Regions from separate parts of the Mus musculus genome. Here region 2 is linked to region 1. The links are chromatin loops, found by intact Hi-C in ENCODE. Cell type or tissue: heart. All regions are shown on one strand. Links, peaks and the distances in the headings refer to the core of each region. The heading gives the core; the rest is flanking DNA.

What was found. Hi-C counts contacts between places; a loop is a spot of excess contacts. Peaks named below come from ENCODE experiments on the same cell type or tissue, not always from the same donor. Only the 100,000 strongest peaks of a DNase experiment are listed, where the experiment ranks them.
Region 2: it touches region 1 in a loop (3-fold over the local background); 1 of 42 quality-filtered maps calls a loop at or near these places.

What each region holds. Positions count from the first base shown.
Region 1 is chr1:130,711,821-130,723,054 of GRCm38, forward strand. Pfkfb2 (6-phosphofructo-2-kinase/fructose-2,6-biphosphatase 2) reads right to left here and starts at 4,001. Exons shown (of 15, transcript NM_008825.4): 1 at 3,901-4,001; 2 at 2,646-2,756. The coding sequence starts at 2,736. Yod1 (YOD1 deubiquitinase) reads left to right here and starts at 5,507. Exons shown (of 2, transcript NM_178691.4): 1 at 5,507-5,991; 2 at 6,896-10,253. The coding sequence starts at 5,664. The coding sequence ends at 7,599. In heart, for the core only: a CTCF peak has its summit at 6,059; DNase peaks (open chromatin) are centred at 4,071 and 5,671; H3K4me3 peaks cover 3,961 bases; H3K27ac peaks cover 2,957 bases; H3K27me3 peaks cover 489 bases.
Region 2 is chr1:131,089,939-131,101,172 of GRCm38, forward strand. Mapkapk2 (MAP kinase-activated protein kinase 2) reads right to left here and starts at 7,905. Exons shown (of 10, transcript NM_008551.2): 1 at 7,351-7,905. The coding sequence starts at 7,587. In heart, for the core only: a CTCF peak has its summit at 5,544 (motif pointing left); DNase peaks (open chromatin) are centred at 1,713, 5,804, 7,053 and 7,923; H3K4me3 peaks cover 3,329 bases; H3K27ac peaks cover 4,205 bases.

The DNA.
Region 1 (11,234 bases), core at 1,491-9,490:
CCTTAAAAGTACCCCATCCAGCAGCACCCCTAAACCTGATCCCCGAAACGACTCAAGTCCCCAAAAGGCTCCTCTGAAGGTTCTGGCTCACTACAGCCATCGTTTTGCCCGAGGTGAAACCAGTCACTTCTCAGGTTCAGAGTCAGCAAGCAGGTGTAATAAGCAGCAAGGGACAGGAGTTGGGCTATAAATAAAGCAACACAGGCAACCAGGGAGTCTGTAACAGGGCACCTTTTCCACACAATGCAAACAGGGTGAGGCTGGGTTTATCAATTTAGAAGATACCTGCCCTGAGTGAGGTTCTTAAAAAAAAAAAAAGACACAGCAGCAAAACAGAAAAGGCGCCAGTGGATCCGCTCTCCTTAGTAAGAGGGATGAGAACAAGGTGTCTATAGGAATCAAACTGCCAAGTCTCTGTGCAGAGCGGAGAAAACCAAACCGTATTCTCCTAAGGATCTCACAATCTCATGGGCGAGCCATGACATAAGAAAAACTGAGTACAGAAATGACAACTCAGAGTCCTTTACTTGGGTAGAAAAAGCAGTTTTAAAGAGACTAGACTAGACAAAAAAATAAAAAAAATAAAAAAAATAAAACAAACAAACAAACAAACAACCAGCAGAGTCCGGAGCAGGGATGAGAGTAGATTATGCTGCAATTGAAAGCCCTCCAAGAGCTGTGAAAGGATTAGGAAAGCAGGCAGGAGTGGCTAGCTGAGAACAAGGCAGAGCTAGAAGCGCTGACGATATGAACTGGCTTTCTGAAATCCACTCTTAACCTTCTTTGCTGTCTTTTAGACTACATAGCTAGTACCTGAGCACACTCCTTTTAAGAGGGAGACACCAGATCAGAATAACTGGTCAGAACACTGAAAAGATGACTCTTCACAGGACTCTTAAATTAGGAGATGCTAATAGCATTTAAATGGTAAGTCTGTTTATATGTAATGTTTCAAACGTAAATACAAAGAGTCACTTGTGAAAAATGACAGCAGCTATGTCCAACATTCATGTCAGCACTTGTCTATATATACTTATTTGTTTCTTACATCATTCCTGGGAGAACGATTTACTCTGTTATGAAGTCTAGAGTGTCTCCACTTGATAATGCAGTGAGCTAGGTTAAGAGTAAGAGTGACACCTGTAATCCTAGCACTCTGGGTCTAAGGCGAGAAAATGACGAGTTAATGCCCATCTGGGTTACAGAGTGAGACACTGTCAAAGGAAAGAAGGGAAGGAGAGGAGAAGGTAAAAGGGCAGAGAAAGGACGCTTGCTTCCTTACAGGGTAAACTGAGGAAGAGAGAGGTTAAGCAAATTGCTCAAGGGCTAGCTAGGAAACAGCAAAACCACCATTCAAACCCGGGAAGTCAGACCAAAGGGACTATAATTAAGCATCATGCTGTAAGTTTACTTACGAGACAGTCTGCCTTAGGTGGCAGCTTCTTGCCCTGGCAAGAAAAGGAGACCCTAACCACAGAGATGTGCCAAGCTCAGTATTCTAACTGCATCAATCCAGCATATGCCTCATGGACGCCAGATAAAAGAGCATGAAATAACAAGAAAGTGCATGACACCATAATGCAGCTCTGAGATAACTGACCAGTCAGATCTCACACTAACCACCTCCTTCTACCTACGCATACACATAAGCACTTCTCCATAAAGGGAGAACTGACCAGGGGGGTTCCAGAAAGAAGAGTGCTAGAAGGCTCCTGAGGTTTCCAGAAACCTTCCAGAGGACCAAGTCCCCAGACTTCTAGGGAAGTGTACAGCCTTGCTTAGGAATGTAGAGTCCAGGGAACAAGAAATGATGCTTGAGTCCCCTGCCACCATTTCTGCCATCTCTGTATATTAAAATGCTTGTGTGAAAGAATCTGCAAAACCCCAAAGCTAACCCTGCAAGAACTTCAAGCACCCGACACTGAGTCACATGTCAGAGCTCATTCCCCTCGGGGCAGGGAGGAACAGGACAAGGGCTGGCTCTCACCTGCATCTTGGGTTAGTTTTTTAAGACAGGTCTCAAGTAACCCAGGCTTACTCTGAACTAAGTATGTGTGGTTGTGCACACCCTTGAACCCCTCATCCTCTGCCTCCACCTCACCAGGGCTTAAATTATGGGTGGGGACCACCATGCCCGGCTTCTGCCTTCAATATATGCAATGAGTGTTGCCTTCCAAGAACACAGTCCAAGAGATAAAAGGAACTGAGAGTGACAGCCCCAGGTTACTTGCGTACCTTGACACTTGGCCATCCTATGTATAAAATAACTTGCTCTAGCTCCCACATACCCCTAATGAAAGCATCAAGAAGCCCCAAGGATACTAAGCCTACTAGTTTGAGACAGGGAACTGCTCACTGTGGACTCTGTCTTAAGTCCTATGCCATGTGTCTCACACATCTGTACTCAAGAGGTTATAAGAGGAAACTTGCATGATGAGTCAGAGGGCAGCCTGGGTTACACTGCAAGTCCCCAGCAAGTCAGGGTTCTGTGCTAAGATCCAAACGCAAAATAAATAAAACATAAACTGCCATGCAAAGAATTACTCCCCACCCCCACAGAGAAAAAGAGTCTAGGATACAAATACATTTCTGGGACAAAAACCCCACGAGGGATCCGCAGCCAGTCACTCTTTACCAGAACTCACAGCATGTCTTCCCTGCCCTTCGCAGATTTGAGGCGTGGGGTTTATAGCTGCTGTTGCAGTCTTCTGGGGAAAATGTACTATTCTCAGACATGGTAGTTCTTCAGGAGGCACCTGGGAAAGGAGAGATAATAAAATAGAAGGAAGGGAAGGAAGGTATCCCTAAAAATGGTGCAGAGAATTAGTGTGACAAAGGGAAGAAGCCCCTACCAAGATCCAGGTCCAGCCTCTTGCTCCTACTTCACAAACACTTGTTCTTGGGTGTCACAAACCTGACTCCTCACGTATACAGCTGCACCCCAACTTTGCAGTTCTTTGCTGACTTGGTTCACACTCATACATCTCAAACCCAGCAAGCCTTCCAGTAATCTTAATAAAGCAGATTTTCCTAGCATGATTACTTCGTCTTATTTTACAGAATTGACAAATGAAGATAACCAAAGTACCTTGTTCAAGTTTCTTGCCCTCACATTCTAAGTTTAAGAATACAGACAGAACAGAGGTGGGAATCAGAAGCGCTGGAGATGCGGAGAGATGAAGTGCACTTGATCAAGAAAGCAACCCCAATCCAAAGGAAAAACTCAGTCTCGGCGGGGGGGCGGGGGGGGGGAGAAGGAGGGAGGGAAGGAGAGGGAGAGAGGGAAGGAGAGAGAGAGGGAAGGAGAAAAAGGAGAGGGGAAGAGGGAAGGAGAGGGAGGGGAAGAGGGGGACAGGGAGAGAAGGGAGAGAATGAGAATGAATTTGGAAACTGGTGAGAGGGACGGACGGGGTGAAAGCACACTCTAGGAAGGAAGAACTGTAGTGGAGCTGTGATAGCCCTAGCATGTTACATTCTCTGACGTTCTCCACCCTCCCTGCCCTTTCCTATCCATACCCTAGGGCGCAGCGGAAGTAAATGACTTATGGAATGTTACCTGCAAAATAAGCCTTGCGTCCTGATATCAACTAGGGTGAGAGGGACTGGGACTCACTACTCAAACCCCGATGCCAAGGAGCTCAAGACAAAAGATTCTATTTAAAAAAAGGAAAAAAAGAAAAGAAAAGAAAAAAGAAAACCCGTGCACGGCTCCTGGCCTGACAGAGCCAATTCTCCAGTCCTCACTCCGCAGCTGCGGCTCAGTGTCCCTGAAGGGCTGCACGCCCAGGAGCGTCACCCGGAGCTACACTTCCCGAAAGCACGAAGCACTGTCGCTCTGCACCATCCCCGCGCCCGCGCAGCACCCCAGCCCCGCGTCCAGACTGCTCAATTACCGCTCACCCTATGACCTGTCCTATTCGTCCTCCCTGCTGTAGACCCAGTGTCGCCACCGGAGCACCGGGTACCAAAGCTGGCAGACAGACTGAAGTAGTCCGGGCTCCGGGGGTTGGGGCGAGTCACGTGGGGCGCTTGGCCCCGCCCACGCTGGCGTCAGCCCTCACCTGGAGGCACGCTGGACCAATGAAGCACCTGCAGGGCAGGGGGCGGGCTCCTGGGGTCTGGGAGGACCTGTGACAGCCTAAGGCTGTCAGCTCGCAAAGCAGCCGGCCCAGGGGAGCTTGGTGGCATTGTTGCCTGGAAACAAATGGAGCTGGAGGCGGGGTGAATTAAAAGCCTTCCCTTCCCCCCCCCCCTTCCCTTATTCTCGCGAGACCTGTTTGGCTGACATCTTGCGTGGGAGTGACTGGTGAAAAGTGAGGCTTAACGCCTTCGTTCCTGAATCTCCAGCTAGACTAGGTTCTGGGAGGTTGAGGTCGGCTTGTAAAGATGCCTTGCTGGCTACCAGAAGGCAAGAGCTAACTAACTACAACTTCTGGTCAGCATCCTTGGAGCCTATGGATCCGGGAGCCTCCCATTCACCAGACAGGTGACTCCAAAGCATGTTCCTTGATTTCCCCCTCCATCCCTGGACCCAGGCTACATTATCTGTGGTCATCTGGAAGAGCCAAGGAGGAGGAGAAGTGCACCCGCTCCTGGTGTGAGGGTACAGAGGGACAGATTCGCTGTAACTGATTCACAGTAGAGGCTGTTGCAGTGGGGTTTATATCTCCCAGAACTACTTTTCAAAGTCACTCCCCCTGCACACCATTGGTACCTGACAATGCTTGACAGTCCAGAGTGGGGAGGGGGACTTGTTTGCTGCTTTGGCTAAACGGTGGGGGAGGGACCCTAGAACTGTTTTCACTCCTTCCTTCTTGACCCGAGAGTCAAGTCATCTTCCACACAATCCAAATATGCGTTTCACACCCCCGCGGCGAGTTCCAGCGTGCTACGAACTGTCATTATTCGGCGTTTACTGCACACCTTTAGAACTATGGTCAAGGCAGTCTCGGGCTCCCGGGCTACAGAGTTGGAAACTGGCTAGCTATCTGGTCAGGTCTCCTCTCTGCCCGTCTGTCTTCTGTCTCTCGGCCACCGCGAGGACTGCGTTGCCATGATGAAGTGTCTTCCTACTGGGATACGAGGAATCGGACTGGAATCCTGATGACCAAGAGTGAGTCCTCTTGAGCCCTGCCACCAACCGCGGGAGTGAGGCGATCGCCCCAGGCACGGCTGCTGACCTCATACAGTCTTTCTGAGGTGGCAGATGGACGCTTTCAAGTTCGTCTCACGGGACTCCCCGCTCGTCCCGTCCACTTGGCCTCAATGAATCAGTTCGGCGCAGCCACGAACCCCGCCAGCGGCGTGACTGTTTGGTGGGTCCTTCTGACCTCTCTTGGCATTTGTTTACCTTCCCGACGATGAGTCGGCTCTGCCTGGTGTTTGGGAGGCTGCTTTCATCATTGGCGACCTCCCTGCAAGGTGACATTCTGCTCTGCTAGACTCGGGAACTCCTTCCCCGCCCTCCTCCCTGGAGCATAAATGCTGCCGACGCGAAGCTCGCCTCACCGGAGCGCTCGGGAGAGCCGGCCGACCCCCAACCCTCACCCGCGGCCGCCCTTGCCACTTTAAGAGCCCGCGCCGTTTTTGGAAGGACCGAGGCCGAGTCCCCCCCACCCCCCACCGAGGTGTCGCGAGAAGCGCCCCAGCGGCCACCTCTCGCGATGTTTGGAGGCGCCAAAGGCGGCCATTTTGGGGTCCCCCCCGCTGGTTACTCCGGCGCTGTCCCCCAGTCTGAGGCTGGGACCAAGGCTGGCCCCGCAGGAGGCCGGCCGGCCGACACTATGTGGCGGGTCCGCTGCAAGGCCAAGGGTGGCACCCACCTTTTGCAGGGTCTTTCCAGCCGGACCCGCTTACGGGAGCTGCAGGGCCAAATCGCCGCTATCACCGGCATCGCTCCCGGCAGTCAGCGAATCCTCGTTGGCTACCCGCCCGAGTGCCTGGATCTCAGCGACCGGGACATCACTCTTGGGGACCTGCCCATCCAGTCAGGTACGGGCACCGGCCGGGGCCGGGGAAGTCTTGGAGGACGTGGAGGGGAGAAGAGTGAAGCTAGTAAGGCAGAGTGCCGATGTGACAGCTAGGGGCTTCGAGGACCAGAACTCCGGGAAGGCCGGGGCAGGTGTCAAGTCCTTTACTTGTGATTTAGAGACAAGGCTGGAGTCTTGAAGTCCCCTGTTCCCCAAGCCTGCTTCCAGGTCATTTGTTTCCTCTGCTTTCCCAAAGGACAGCAGGACCCTTGTTCCCTGACGGGATGGTTCTTTTTCCCTATCCCGATCAGCAGGTCAGCGGTTGAGATACCAATTTTTCGTTTTCCCTGTGTGTTAATTTCTTTTTATCTTGTGTCTCATATATATATATATATATATATATATATATATATATATATATATATATATATATATACATACATACATACATACATACACACACACACACACACACACACACACTTGGACGTTGTGTTTATTGCTGTAGAATTAACCAACAGCAGTTACTTGTTCCCAGGTTTAGAACTTGAACGTCAGTGTTGACCATTCAAAGCTTTTTCCATTTTGTGGCAAGGCCCCTCGAATCGAGCTGTCAGATGGTATAGGCATGCGAAGTGCAAAGAACACCCCAGTGACCTACCTAGTCTGTGGAGAACATCTGAAAGATTTGGTTTTTAAGTTGAAATGCAGCGCGGAGCATTTTGTTCTGTTTGCCTCTTTCTGAAGACACTGAACTAAACACAAACAAACTTAGAGAGTTACTGGCCTCTTGTTTACAAAGTTGTGTTCTCCTTGGTAACCCGCTTTATACTTTTAACTCCTTTGCTTTCTAATTTTCTGAGTTGGCTAATAAACACCCAATCTATAATTTCTCTGCAGTTCTGGATTTGTTTTATTTTTGACAGGTGACATGCTGATTGTTGAAGAAGACCAAACCAGACCAAAAGCTTCACCTGCGTTTTCAAAATATGGTGCTCCTAGTTATGTCAGGGAAGCTCTGCCTGTGCTTACCAGAACCGCAGTCCCAGCAGACAACTCTTGCCTCTTTACCAGTGTGTACTATGTCGTGGAAGGAGGAGTCTTGAATCCAGCTTGTGCCCCTGAGATGAGACGCCTCATAGCACAAATTGTAGCAAGTGATCCAGTCTTGTATAGTGAGGCGATACTGGGAAAGACAAACGAAGACTACTGTGATTGGATCAGAAGGGATGATACGTGGGGGGGGGCAATCGAGATCTCAATCCTGTCTAAGTTTTACCAATGTGAAATATGTGTAGTAGATACACAGACAGTCAGAATTGATCGTTTTGGGGAAGATGCAGGATATACCAAAAGAGTTCTGCTTATCTACGATGGCATTCACTACGATCCGCTTCAGCGTAACTTCCCTGATCCAGATACCCCTCCTCTGACCATTTTCTCCTCAAATGATGATATTGTTCTTGTACAAGCACTGGAATTAGCTGATGAAGCTAGAAGAAAGAGACAGTTCACTGATGTAAACCGCTTCACCCTGAGATGCATGATCTGTCAGAAGGGCCTAACCGGACAAGCAGAAGCAAGGGACCATGCCAGGGAGACAGGCCATACCAACTTTGGAGAGGTGTGATCTATTCATAAGAGTGGGAGCCTACTACCTCACAGATCCAGAAGGCTCTGGGTTTTCCAATAAGCTATTCATAACCCTACAGAATAGAACACAATGCTTGGACCATCCTTTTATCCTAAACTAGTATGACTGACACTGAAATTCCTTGTTAAGATTAAAATCAGTGTGCAAGTTTACAGATGTGTGTCTACACTAGTGGCATGCCCTCTTTCTACTGGGGGTCGGAATAAGGTGGTTTTGGCCACTTGGGATGCTAACCCGAAGACTGGATTATATTATAAACCAGCACCTAGTGGCTTTAGCTTATAGAAGAAAACATCATATTTTAGGTAATGTGGAAAGCCTTGTGGAGGGCCACTGGACATATACCACAATGTCTCCAGTAGTTGATTCCTTTTAATAACTTTGAATGAGTTAGTAGTTTCTAAATTCTGAATTGATCCATCAAATGAAGATACTCAGAATTGTCAAAACTTTTTATATTGCAATTTGGTAGACTTTATAAGTGTATCTAACTACTTACAAGTATATTGAAAGCAATTTTACGGGGAGAAGTATGTCCCTTGAGAATGTTATCTAAAACAGGGATTAATATGGCCCTGTTGCGATTTCTAGTGTATAAAAGTAGAATGTATAAGGGGAAAAGGTGCCTGAAGCAGCTTCCTGAAGCTTTAAAAGACTGTTGGCCTCTTGTTTTAATGCAATTCATGTATTGTTATTTGTCACATTAGGTAATTTTTTTTTTCAGTGAAGCAGGGTATGCCTTTTTAATTGCTAATTTAGTTTAAAATTCAAGAAGTATCTTGAAAATTTGAGTGTTTAGTTCTTTTGTTTTTTTTTTTTTTACATACATATAAATTTTTCTGAAGGGATTTGATTTCCTCAGCTCTTCAGCTCAAAGCACTTCTTACTAACAAGTCTTCCTCTAAAGTGTCAATGGAATGCTTTGGTTTCCTGAAACTCTTTTCCGTAGAGAACAGTATTCATAGATCCACTATGATCTTTTGGATATTTCACAGTTCTGCAAGTTAGTACTTTGTTCATCTGTGATCTTTGACTTTCAGTTTTTAAATAATTGATTTGGTTTGTTTCACTTAGAAAATATACAAAGTTTTAAAATCCTTGCCTTATACAGCTCTCTCAGAATATTGCTACCTAGTGTTAGGTATGTAGCCATTTGCTTGATGGATTGATCCTCAAGGCACTTGCTCTCAAAACTTAGCTTCACTATAGAATCTTCCAGGTAAAGTTTTCTACCTCTTAATTCTTCTAAAGATCAGGGATGCTAAGTTATAATTTGTTGTATATCTGTCATACAGTGTATAGAGGCATAATGTTGTGAAGTTTTGTTATCTTGATCTCATTTATTAAATATCTCAGAGAACCATTTACACCAATGTGCTTTAAAGCACTTAACATCTTTCCATGATTCTTCTTAGCAAATGTTTTAAAATCAAAGTCAACCCTTAGCCTTTTACATGGTAATGGTGACCATGTCAAATTAAGGAATATTAAAGTGAACAATTTAGAAAGTTCCTTTAAGGACAATTGAACAATTCACAAAGTATGCTTCAATCATCCAATGAGATTCTCTTTTGTGTTGAGACAAAGTCTCCCTGTGTGTTTCTTGTCGGCCTGGAATTTGTTATATAGACCAGGCTCCTCCAACTCAAAGTGATCCTTCTGCCTCTGCCTTCTGAGTGTTGAGATTACAAGTAGGGGCCACCGTACCTGGCCAGATGACTTTTCTTGAATGCCCTTTGTGCACATAGCCAGTCAGGCAATGGCATTATTATAGTCATATAAGTTGAAAATGTTTTTCTTTTTTGAACTGAGCCTTAAAGATAGTTCTAGTGAGCTTAGGATGCCGGACACTTGGAGGTCATGACATGTAATGACTGTCACAAAAGTCTCTTCAGACCTGTCCTCTGGGTTAGATTTTTTAAATCTCTTTTGTTTTCTCTGTAAAATATTTAATTTAAAGCTGTACATTAAAACTGTAAAATTGGGTTATGCACCGTATTTATAGAGCTTACCTTTACCACTTGAGCATCCAAATTCAATATTTCTAAAAATTTGGATCCAAGTTTGTTCATGCAACAAGTATTTATTGAATAACTTATAATGTGTCAGGCATGTTCTATTTTTTGAAAATAAATTCCTGTCACTTTAAAATTGAGTCTATATAATGTACAGAGGATTTGTTTAGTAAACGTAAAGAAATAGAATGAGCACTGGTATCTTAAAAATCAAGTCTTTGTTCTAAGTGTTATTTGTATGTCTTGTTTAGTATTTATTTAGGGGATTGTTTCTTATTCTATTTTTATCTTTTGCTTGGTTTGTCAGGTAGACACTTGATAGTAAAATGGCTTTCAAAAAGACATTTTAATCATTTGCTGATATGAGAACTGGTTTGAGAGTAGTGTTTTTGTTGTGAAACATTCCAGGTGAAGCATTATATGCAAATTATTTAATTATTAATTTCTGTTCATTCCAAATACAAGCTGTTAAGCCTCATAGAATTTAAAAGATTTGTTTCATATTTTTTCCTGTATTTATTAAGCTCTTGAAATTGTGAGGAAACTCATTTTTAGAATTTTGAAAAAAAAATCTGTGAATTTAGTTGCAGCAACGCTAAAAAAAAAAAAAAAAACACCAAAAACAAAAAGAAAACCTATGTCCTAATGAAACCCATTCTGTCCAGTTTTTGCCTGTCCTACAATAATTATTTTTAATTAAAATGAGTCAATTTACATTAGTGGTAGAATAAAAATTATGCTTTGACCCCATTTCCCCAGTACCCCCCACTCTTTTAGATTAAAGATTCGGTGTGTTTTTATAAAGATACCCTAGTCACAGCAGTAGTCCAAATTAATGTCCCTGGGAATTTTGTGATATGACACCACATGAAGGCATCTAGATGCTACCACATCTTTTGCTAGCGATTCATGGTTGATTTCTTAAAGCTCTCCATGAATGAAGTCATAGGCAAGGGGTTACTGGCCAACCTAACCTTGTTGTTAGGAACTGATACCATTAATACCATTTGAATACTCTATTGAGTTCAAGTCCCAGAAAAATCAGAATCCCAAATTAACATTATTTCCCTGCCCGGGTGTGCGCCTAACTGCTCCTGCCTAACTTACTTGTCTAACTTACTTGTCTGCCTAGCTTCTTCCCTTCAAGCTGCCCTAGGTGAATTTTCTATCTTTGTGGAAAAATTACAGTAGGATGTATATGAAATTAAGCAGCAATGATCCATACACACACACACACACGTTATATATTTAAAAATCAGGTGGCCTTCTGAAATTTACATATTAAAATTTACATTTTTCATGTGTTGGAACATCATTTGCAGCATTTTTTTCTTTTTTTCTTTTCCTTTTTTTTTTTTTTTTTTTTTTTTTTTTTTTGAGACAGGGTTTCTCTGTGTAGCTCTGGCTGTCCTGGAACTCTGTAGACCAGGCTGGCCTCGAACTCAGAAATCTGCCTGCCTCTGCCTCCTGAGTGCTAGGATTAAAGGCGTGTGCCACCACGTCTGGCTCATTTGCAGCACTTTAAAAATTAGAGAATAAAAGTTTACATAGCTCTCTAGAAGACCTCGAGGGCAGTAATGATACAACCCCAAGCCA
Region 2 (11,234 bases), core at 1,278-9,277, 380 kb after region 1:
AACATGAGGCCACACACTGTGGGGTGGAGAGTGTAACTTAGGAATAGGGCAAGAAGACAAAGATGCAGCAAACTCAGTCCCAGGCCAGACAGGATAGACACTGAGGGCAGATTCATACCCACTGGCAAGAGCTAAGAAGCAGGCAAGCATAGCAGAAGGCCTAACCATCTAAAAGCTTGCTTGCCTTCCTCTGCCTGGCCCTCTCCTGCCTGGGGAATGGCAAGGCAGCCCCTTGTAGCCTTTGTCCAAGTGAATCAAGATACCTGGAGAAGCCACCTCTTACCTCGCCCTCAGGACTGAGATTTGCCCCACTACCCACCAAGCTCAGGCTGGAAAGGGAAAGGGCACAGAGGAGGGCACAGGTTAAAAATGAGATCAACAGTTCAGTGTGTGGCAAGAAGACCTGGGGCAGATACCAGGGCCTGGGTATGAAGAGAGAAGTGCAGCGTAGCCAGTTTATTTTTAGACACTGAGACAGAGGTTGCGTATCAGTCCTGGGCCCGAGGCAGGAGGCCAGGCTGTAAATGGTCAGTGTGGTCTGGAAGGCTCCTAATAACACAGATAGTCAAAATGCCATCAAAGGGACCAACTCAGTCACCTGCCCTGAAGCAGATGGAGGGCAAGAAGCTCCGAGAGAAGAAGCAGGGGTCAGCAGAGGCATGAGCCAGGAAGAGTCCTCTGGACTCCCTCTCCTTCCCGGGGATAAAAGATAGGTTACCTTTGCTTCCGTCAGAAAGACTCACCTAGGAGCTAAACAAGGCAGGATCAACAGCAGAGCTCTCTCCTGTCTGCCGAGGCAGACGCTTACACAGATGCCCAGAACTGCTACTTGCAGCCACCACTCTCACCTCCCAGAGGGGTCCAAATTGGCACTAGTCAGGAGATGCCTGAAGCCATCCCTCAAGAATAAGATGCCCTTTCCTGTGACCCTTCTGGAGAGCTCAGGTTCCCAGTGATATAAACATGTAGCTTTTCTGATCTTAAAGGGGAACATCGCATACAAATAGAGGTTGACCTTGAGCTAAGGCTCAGGCTCCACCACCTCCCAGCTGGCATACGGAGATGTTTACTGGACCACAGAATAAAGTCTCCAAGAATATGACAATGCCAGAGGCCAAGCCCAACCTCATGATCCCTTTTCCTCTGCCCTCCTCCTCCAAACCAATCAGGACAGCCCAGCACACAGGATCCCATATCCATGCTGAGCCACAGGAAGGAGAAGGCAGTCTCCTCCAGACGTGCCCTCTCCACTTGCTTCCTTAATGGCCAGCGCTCTCTGAAGACCAGTGGAGCAACACAGAAATCCTACCATCCTCATCAACTCTGGGAATCAGTCCCCATTTACAGGCTCAGAACAACCCCTTGCCCATTACAGAGACTGTGGCTGAGTGAAGGATGTCGAATGCCAAGACAAACACTACCCAGCAGTAACGTCATGGCTACAATTCAGCCATACTTACCCCCCAAGTCAGGTGCCCCAATGCAGGACACAGCCTTAAAAACTGATCGCAGTGGCCTACCAAAGTCCCAATGGCTTCAAATGACAGAGTCTGGGGAAGGAAAACAAGGGATCCCCATCTCCACTCTGTACCCCACTCCACTGGGATTCTTTAATTTCAAGGCAAGAGCTGACATTGCCTGTCCTCTTGGCTGAGCCGCAAGCTGGAATACTTCCTAAGCTTTTACGTGAGAGAGATCAGCTGGTCAGTAAAGATTATCAGCTGGCTGGACGCATTACACCTATCAGAGGGCATCCACACTGGCCCAGGTACTGCTAACCATTCAACACAAAGCAAGTCAGCAAGTGTCTCTCCTGACCTTGGAGTCTGGGCTCCTGCAGAGTCTCTTCTACTACTGCACACTGCCAGGGCTTGCCTAGTGACAGCTAGAGCCCAACTCTCTGTCAAAGCCACACAATCAGTTAGTAGGGCATCAAACCTAGACTATTGAATAGTCTACTGTTGATTTTTGTTGCTGTTACTGTTTAGTTTTGATTTTTTTTTTACTTTTTTATCTAGCACATAACCCCTAAAAACAGGCCCATCTCTATTTATATTTGAACTTATGTATGAACTTATATAACTCAAAATATAAAATCTTAGTGTTAAAGATCCTAAGGGGTATCAGTCCTAGTGATTAGAGAAGACACTTCAGTCTTACTGGTGAACAGTATCTAGCTGTTCTGACATGACCCTCTTTCCCTACCACTGCCCCCATTTACAAGGAGGGATGTGGGAAAAGCGTTTTGTGAGAAGACCCGGGAGCTGAGTTTGAGGCTGACAGGTCTTCAATACCAGCATCACTTCCTGCTGGCAACCAAACACCCTAAGAAACCTACACCAAGAGCAGGTTCCACAGCATCTGGCTCCATTGCCCACAAGCAAGAAAGATGTTGGGGCACACCACAGAGCCTTTCTGCAAGAGCCTAGCCTCTTCCTCAATGGGATGGAGGAGGTGACAAGATGACCAAGGAGTGTCCATTATTACTCAACTATCAAGAGCTGTTGCAGTCCCTACAAATAACTCTCCTCTGCCCACTCACCTCCATCCAAGGCAGAGAACCACACAAAAGATGGCGGAAGGGGGGCACTGAGACCTCACCATGACCTTGGGAGGGTGTGAAACAGAGAAGAGGCAGGACAGTGAACACTCTACCACAAAACCAACCAGGGAGAGCAATGGTTCCAAGCAAAGCAGGTCTGCTCTGGCACCTCAAAACTACCTAGACCTAGGTGCTGAGACCTGCCATGCCCTCTGGCACAGACCCCTCCCATCCCTAGCTCCCGGAGAGAACAGGAGGTTGACTCCACCTCCAGCCCCAGGATTTGGTTCCTGTTCCCACTCTCACTCCTGCTCCACTGATTACACCCCCAACTCCTGTCTCTCTAACCGTGAATGCCTTCATCCTCCTTGGGAAAGGAACACTTTGTTTCCCAGACCCCCACACACACCAAGATGTGGCCCTGAGGCCTCATGAGGGTTTTTCTCCTTACTGCCTCACTTTTAGACACCCAACCATAACTACTTTAACTACAGAGTTTTCAGATTCCATGAAAGTCCAAAATTCACAAATGAAAAAAGGGCCATTGGAACATTAACTAACCTACTTCTTTCTAATCCTGCATCGAGCGAGACCCAGAGTCCTGCTTCAGTAGAGAGGCTAAGTCCACACCAGGATGACGTGCCTGCAGACATATCCCAAAAGATAGCTATATTCTCTGAAGGCCTTTCTGTCTAAGTCTACAAACCCCAACTTCAATGCCTACCTACCTCCCCAAAACAAAACACTTTAAAGCTGATTTGACCCCAAGACAAGTCAGTTTGGTCCTGAGCTTCTAGCCCCACTGCTTCTGGCCTACTTGGTCTCCTGCTCTTCCCCTCAGCTCTAGCCACAGCTAATTTCAAGACTTCTGGCAGACCCATTCATTCCTCAGAGGCCCAACAAGTTCCCACTGCCACCAGCCAAGGCTTGCCCTGGCAGCAGCAATCCTCCCTCGCGGATGTCCGTCTTTCAGAATCCCTCTATTCCTGGTCACACAATTTAGCCCCCAGTCCAGCAATGACTAGTAGTCTTTCCTGCGAGATCCAACAATCTTCTGAATGTTCAAACTGAGGCTGGCAACTGCGTTTTCCATTTGGTTTTATGCCTGCACGCTGGCTACTTTTATACAAATAGCTATATGCAAAGAATGCCTGCCATATTTGACACTGCTGCCCTAGACAACATTTACTGATCTTGCCTTCTCCAAATAGATTTCTTGACCCCAAACATTTTATAGGGCATTAATGCCTCGAGCCTCACAAACCTATGGTAAATGCCCCACAAGCTGTCAGCTCCCTGGAGCCAAACTGGATGGCGTGATCACGAGACTTTCCTTACCTCATGTTTCCACCCAGCAAATGTCAAACTGCGACTGTCCCCTGCCAGCCATGCTATCGGGCCATCTCTCCAGTGAGGACGCAGAATGAGGGCATTATGGGGGGGGGGGGATAATAGGCAGTGAGAGGGGGCTGGTGTTGCCCTTCAACAATGTCCAGGACAACGGTGAGAGGTTCTGATCTCTCCATCATGTTACCAAAAGCAGCTACGTCACTGTGGCACTTCAACGACCCAGAGAAACACTGGAGAAAGGGAAGAAACTACAGGACCTTGCTTCCCCTAGTCTACGCAATGGAAAGGTAAACAGAGATAAGTTATGACAACATCCCGGATTTTGTAAAGCAATAACATGCTTCACCTAATCAGCACTGAACAGCAGAGTGGGACATACAAGCTTTAATTAAATTTGCTCAGCTAATACCTAAGCGTCACCATGACACAGTAAGGCAGGATGCAGCCGTGTAACCCACGTGGAAGACAGAGAGATGGACTGAGACTGGGTGTCCCTACCAAAGAAATGACAGAATCCCCGAAGAGTAATAAATAGGATGACTATCACAAACTCCCTAACGGGGGACAGGGGGGCTTGTTATACATCCAAAACTCAAGGACCTGCTGGCTTAAAAGCTTCCTCTCCAACTTTAGCAATGTAGCTGAAAGGTGGTATATACCATACCCACCACTGTCCTCAGGCCAACAAATGGGGCCAATAGGTCAGACTGAAACAGCAACTGGATACTTGCCTGTCAATACCACTGTAGTTAGAGGCAAAGAGGGGCCTGAGACTAAGAACCGGGTTCAGTTCCCGCCTCGGTCAAGTGATGGCATGAATTACCACTTGCCTTGGGCAAGTTGTTCCTTCCTTCTGGGCCTTGGTTTCTCATCAACTAAATGAATGTGTTGAATGGTGATGATCTCTCAACTGGCTTCTAACTGACTGGAAGTGTGTGCGTGACTCAGAGGCTGGCAAGCAGGAATGAGAAAGCAGGGTGACAGCATCTACCAGAGCATCTAAACATCTGCTTTCCCAAGAAGATAAAGGAAAGCAACAGGACCAGCTGGCTCCTTTATTTATTTATCCTTATTTTATATGTATGGGTGTTTTGCTTGTGTGTGTGTGTGTGTGTGTGTGTGTGTGTGTGGACAGATAGGGTGTCAGAGCCCCTGGAACTAGAACCACAGGTAGGTGTTACCCACCTGAGTCTTCTGCAAAAGAGCTCTGGTTTCACTTAATAGAACAAAGAGCAAAGCCTATGAGCAGCCTTCACTCCCCATTCTTCCTCAGGGCTACAAGACAGCCTTCTAAAACCCCACAGTGCCCACACTGGGCACTAGGCATGGGGTCGATACACTCTATAGAGCACAGGTCTCTGCTTAGCACCCAAAGAGATGGATCATCAACCCAGCCTGTTCCACTGTATCCTCCCCTCCCATGCTGCCCATAAAAAAGGGGGGGGGCTCCTTGTGTTGAAATCATTTCACTACTCAGCATCTAAAGTTTTTAAAGTGTAAAATGTAGGAATCTCAGGCGGTTAAGAGCACTAACTGCTCTTCTGAAGGTCCTGAGTTCAAATCCCAGCAACCACATGGTGGCTTACAACCATGTGTAATGAGATCTGACGCCCTCTTCTGGTGTGTCTGAAGACAGCTACAGTGTACTTACATGATAAATAAATCTTTAAACAACAACAACAACAAAAGACATAGGAATCTCGGTAGTGCATGTCACTGAAACAGGATTTCTTTTAACCAGATTCCCTCGTGGCTGGATTATGTCTCAGCCAATATTTGGGTATGCAAATGCTGTTGACACGGCTGCCACTCTCCAAACATCTTGGCTCTCCATTCTTCCTCTACTACTAAATCTCAACACAAAGATGTACTCAAAATCTGCAATTTGCCAGCTGAGTCAGCCTTAGCTCCAGGAGCAGGAGCAGGCTGCTTTCGTCAAAACAGACTGAGAGTCCCGTAGTCACCCACTTCTGACTAGAGAAGGGGAAGCACGAAGACTGCTTAATACTCGGCTAGGCTCCTTCCTTTCAAAACTATTCAAAGGAGAAAAGTACACGAACTTCTGTCAACTATACCAGCAATCTGAATTGACAGCCAAGAGCACTTCAGAGGACCGTGTGTGTATTCAAACAGAATAGGAAGGGGTGAAGCGGGGGGTTTTGTTGCGAAGTCTTTATACTGTGTTCCAACTATGCAGGAGAGTGAACAGCTAGTAGCCCCAGTCTGCTGGTGGGTAAAGGCAGATGGCATCGCAGAGGAGAGAGGAATCTTTCCGGGAAAGAACATCTGTACTTCCTCAACAATACAGTTAACTGTGGTCAAACTGTTCCCTTGCCTCCAGTCCCCAAGGTCAGAGCCACCGTTCAACCCAACCAACTCCTTTCCTCGCTTAGCTAACTCCCCAAGAGCTTATAGTTTGTTTGCTTGTTTTTTAAATGTGATGCAGAAGATGAAAACAGCAAAACATCATAAAAACTAAACTTATTTTCCCCCTACAAAGTACCAGGTTTCGGTCCCGTTGACCGTGTATGACAACGGCCTCACGCATAACTCAATCTATCTGTACTCTAGAATAGCTGAAACAAAGCAAGTTGTGTGGGCTGAAGGGGAAGAGCAAAATATAACACAGGAAGTACTTTGCTCCTCCAATCATTGAGACACCCCAGGAGAAAGAAACCTGACAAGTGACCTTTAGAGATATGGTGTAACCTGAAACCCTTGAGAGAAGAAAACTTTGCAGTGACCCTGAATGACAGCCTTCCCTGCTTCACTTGGACCTTTTGAAATCCCCATTCTCCACTACCACCGACAGAAGCAGAGACGGGTAGACCCACAGAGATTAAGAGTGGGTTTCCCAAATGCAGGAATAGTATTTCCTGCCTTTGAGTCTCCGGCTACCAGGGACCAGTGTACCAGCACTAGGCCAAGCCTGGCTTACAGACAAGGTTTCCTACGGTGGAGGGAGCAATGGAAACAGCCCGGCGCAAGCCTAAGGGGCAGCGCAGGCCAGGCGCTGGCGGTTCCAGACGATCGCGGGGCACGGAGGCGGGGTCCCCAGTCTCCAGTGCCGCGCCGCTCCGCGCCGACGCGCCCCACCGCTGCGCGCCGACCTCGCGAGGCCGAGGAGAGCGAAGTCACATTCCGGCTCCCAAATAAGGAGTAGGGTTAAGGAAACCTCAGAGAGCGAACTTCTCCAAACCGACCGACCAACCAGCTCAATGAGTAAAGGGCCTTTTGTGCCCGCAGAAAGGAAGGAGGGAGGGAGGACGAGGCCACCGTGTCCTCGGCGCCGGGTAAAGCGAGCAGAGGCCGTCCGGGTCCCAAGAGTGGCCACCAGGCTGGATCCCACTCACACCCCAACATGGCAGTCCCCGTGAGTCCTCTCGGGTGCCGGCCACTCGCGGGGTGACCGGAAGCTGCACCGGATCTCAGCGCGATCCCGGGCGGCCCAGACTTACCTTTAGGGCGAATTTTTGCTGGGTTCTCTTGTCGAAGATCCGCAGCACCTTCCCGTTGATGCCCAGGCCAAGCACTTGGCTGGTGACCTTGTAGTCGTCGGTGATGGCGTTCTTTCGGATCTGCAGGCCCGACTTGACGTGGAACTGGGGGAACGGCGGCGGCGGCTGGGCCGGGGCTGGCGGTGGAGGGCTGGGGAAAGGCGCCGGCGGAGTCTGGCCCGGAGAGCCCGACAGCATGGTGCCCGGCGACTCGCGCGCAGAGGCAGGGGCCGCGGCCGCCCCCTCCTCCGGCTCGGGCCCGGGTCCCCGCCACGCCCCGCCCGGCGGCGAAGTTTGCTCCGGGCTGGAGCCGGCTGCCCCGCCCCGGCCCGGCTCCAGGCTCGGCTGGTCGCGGGGCCCCGTGGGTCCCGCTGTGCGCCGCGGGCGCCCACCAGCCCTGCTCCCTCCCCCCGGAGACGTGCGCTCCGGGGAACGCGGGACGGCAGGGCCCGGCCGGAGGAATCGCCGCGCCGAGAAGTACCAGCCCGGGGGCGGCGGCCGCGTCACAGGCTGCTCGGCGTCCTGGGCTAGTCCTTAAAGGGGAGGATCGAGGGTGGGGCTTGACTGGGAGGCGTGGACATGGGGGAGGGGTGGGCCTTAAAGGGGAGGAAGTCCAGTGGCGGGAGAGCTTAGGGACTGCGAGCAAGCGGGCTTGTGGAGGGCATCGAGACATCCTAGTTCTTAACCCGGGCCGGGCAGAGGGGAAAGGGAGGAGGGCAAAAGAAAAGCTGCTGGATAGTTCAAACAAAACCCTCACTCCTCCAGCTGCTTGGATCTAGAAGACAGGTCATCGGAGAATTGGAGGAGATGTATTTTGAAAGAAACGGATAATTGATAAGAATCTTTCTACGTGGACTCTGTGGGTGGGGGGTGAGGGGTACCCGAGCAGAGCGAGAATCCGGGGGCCAGGACTGGGGGAATAAGAGAGACTATTCATCCTAGGATCAGGTGTCAGGCAATAGTAACAATTTCCTTAACATACTTGTGAGTTTTACTTTTTTTTTCTCTCATGGACTTACTGGTTTTCACTGAGAAGAATGTACTACTGTGATACCACGAACAATTTAATTATTATGAATTCGAACATATTTTTATATAAACCCAAAATGACCCAAGATGGAATGGGGCACTCTAGCCACCTGTTATCCCGGCTATATGCAGGAGACTGAAGCAGGAGGATAACAAGTCACAGGGCCAGCCTGAACAACAAAGACAGACTCTGTCTTAAAATACCCACAAACTTCATGTCTCTCTGGGAGGTACACTTATACATTTGTGTTCTTAATTCATTGCGATTATAGAGCAAGGGGAAGGGCTGGGAAATGGTTCTAGAGTTGGGGAAATGGTCCCTGCGGCCATAGCCAATAAGTAGTCCTGAAGCAACCTAGTTCTAGTACAAATCTCTGGGCCTAACTGGCCTGTAGCACTGCTGAGATCCACAAGGGTTTGACTGTTACAGCAGTTAAGAAATGAGACAAAGGAACAAGATAGATACAAAGCTCTGGTTTACTTACTAATACAGACAAATTAAAGATGAGACCTGACCCATGGTCACACAAAGTCTTTAATATGTCCCAACAAAACTCTGGAGACGAGACAGTGCCCTGAGAAAAGGGCGTTGGAGACATAGCCCAGGATGGCAAGACTCATTTGCTGTTCCCTGTTTAGATTTCCGGAAGATACTTGTTCCAAGGAAGACAGAGATGAACAGGTGGAGGACTGTAGGCCCCCTCTTGAGATCCAACTCACTATGGATCAAGGAGACAAGCGCTTTTTCAGTGCTCAATACTTCTCGCTCATCCCTGTGGTGATAATTCTAACTGGGGGGGGGGGGGGGGGGAGGGGGATAGATGCAGTAGTTGGGTTAGCAGTGTGGCAGATACAGACCTGGGAATAGAAGGCACATTGGCTCTCCTCAGTCTGCAGCTGGGTAGATTCCTTCCACACTGAAGACAAAGCTACACAACGCCCTGTTTCAAAGGCACTGCTTGAGGCTGTGGAGATGCAGGGACAGAGAAAGGAAGGAATCTGGGGATGAGGAGGTGGAAGGTCTCATTGGCTCCTGTGGAAAGAGGTTCCCACCCTGACTGCCTCAGTTCTGTATTGCCCCCATGTACCCACAGAAGGTCTTTGGGACCTCTTGTTGGCATTTAGCCATCACCTCTTTCTTTCCAGAGGCTGGAAAGAGAATGAGCTATTCAGAGGCAGCAAGGCACCATGCAAAACTACAAACTAGAAATGAACAGAATCCGATTGTCCTAAGAAGGTGTGAGAGGGGCTAGAGAGATGGCTCAGCAGTTAAGAGTACTGACTGCTCTTCCAGAGGTCCTGAGTTCAATTCCCAGCAATCACATGGTGGCTCACAACCATCTGTAATGAGATCTGACACTCTCTTCCGGTGTGTATGAAGACAGCTACAGTGTACTTACATATAACAATAAATAAATCAATATGAAGAGGGGGGAAGGAGGGAGGAGGAGGAGAAGCAAGAGGAGGAGGAGGAGAAGGAGAAGAAGGTGTGAGAGGTATACAAACCTTAGAAATAAAAATTTTCAATTCCCTGAGCAGCATACTGGGCTCCTCAGAAGGAAGGAGCCACTGACAATGGGCCTTTAGTCAATGATGACCCTGAACTAGGGAGGAGAGCTCCAGAGCTGAGACAGTCTCCTGGACACCTGGCCAGAGGAGATAACAGGGCCAGAGCTGAGCTGGTCTCTGGAATTCAAGGTCTCACCAAATATATTGAAACTAACATAGTGGCCAATCAAAAGTGTACTAATGGTACTGCTTTGCCCCTCCCAATCATATTAGAGGCCATTAGAGGTTAGCTAATCCTTCTGGAAAATTCTCCAAGCCCTGCATAAAAGGGGGCCTGCAAGCCCCTCAGGTCCTCACTATTTTGATGAATTGTCGACCTCTGCATGCTGGTAATTTCTGCCTCTGCATACTATTTGAGTTTGGGGGTCTTCCTTCAGCAATTCTTGGACACTAACAGGTGCCTTACTCTTAGGGAGAATGAGAAAAAGCCTAACATTTCTATTTACAACTGGGGAGAAATTAAATGTGATGGCATCCATGAGAACTCTTCATAAAGCATACAGCACCAATTCTCACGAAAAATAATACAACACCATTCCTCAAGCATTGCCTTGTTCTGTTCCCATTGCCTAGTGACCTGTTCCTGACGCTGAGCAGCCTTCCTATGTAAGGGGAATTCTGGGAAGATGCCTAAACCTGAGGTCTTAGGAATAATGGATCACAGAAGTCCAGTGGGGTGTCTCTCCTGGAGTTACAGAGGTCAGATGGAGCTAGAGAGCACACAGGACAGCCAGAACACATAACACACACACACACACACACACACACACACACTCACTCACTCACACACACACACAAAGTACGTTCATGTGAGCACAGCTCCAAAGGACAAGGCATGGAACAGTATAAATGAATAATCAATGGATAGCTGGACTGTAGGATGAACCACAGGAAAAGACATCACAAGAGACCCAGAACCTTCCATTCTAACACTGGCTAGCCATGTGACCTTACCAAAGTCCCTTGCCCCCTCAGTTCCTTCTTTCCTGTCTAAAAAATAGTAAAGATGACATCTGTTCTGCCCACATTGTAGAGATATTATAAGGACAAAATGAAGCCCAGAGCCCTGCCTGTCTAACACCAAGCTCTCAGCCATCTGTAGTGAGCTACTTAAGCAATAGCTGTTGAGGATGTGTTGAAGCACTTCAGAAATTGAAAGTCAGGTGGGGGCTGTAGCTCAGAGCTAGAGTGTATGCTTATCATGTGTAAACCCCAGGCTGTGAGCCCCAGGAAAGCTTTACGAAGAT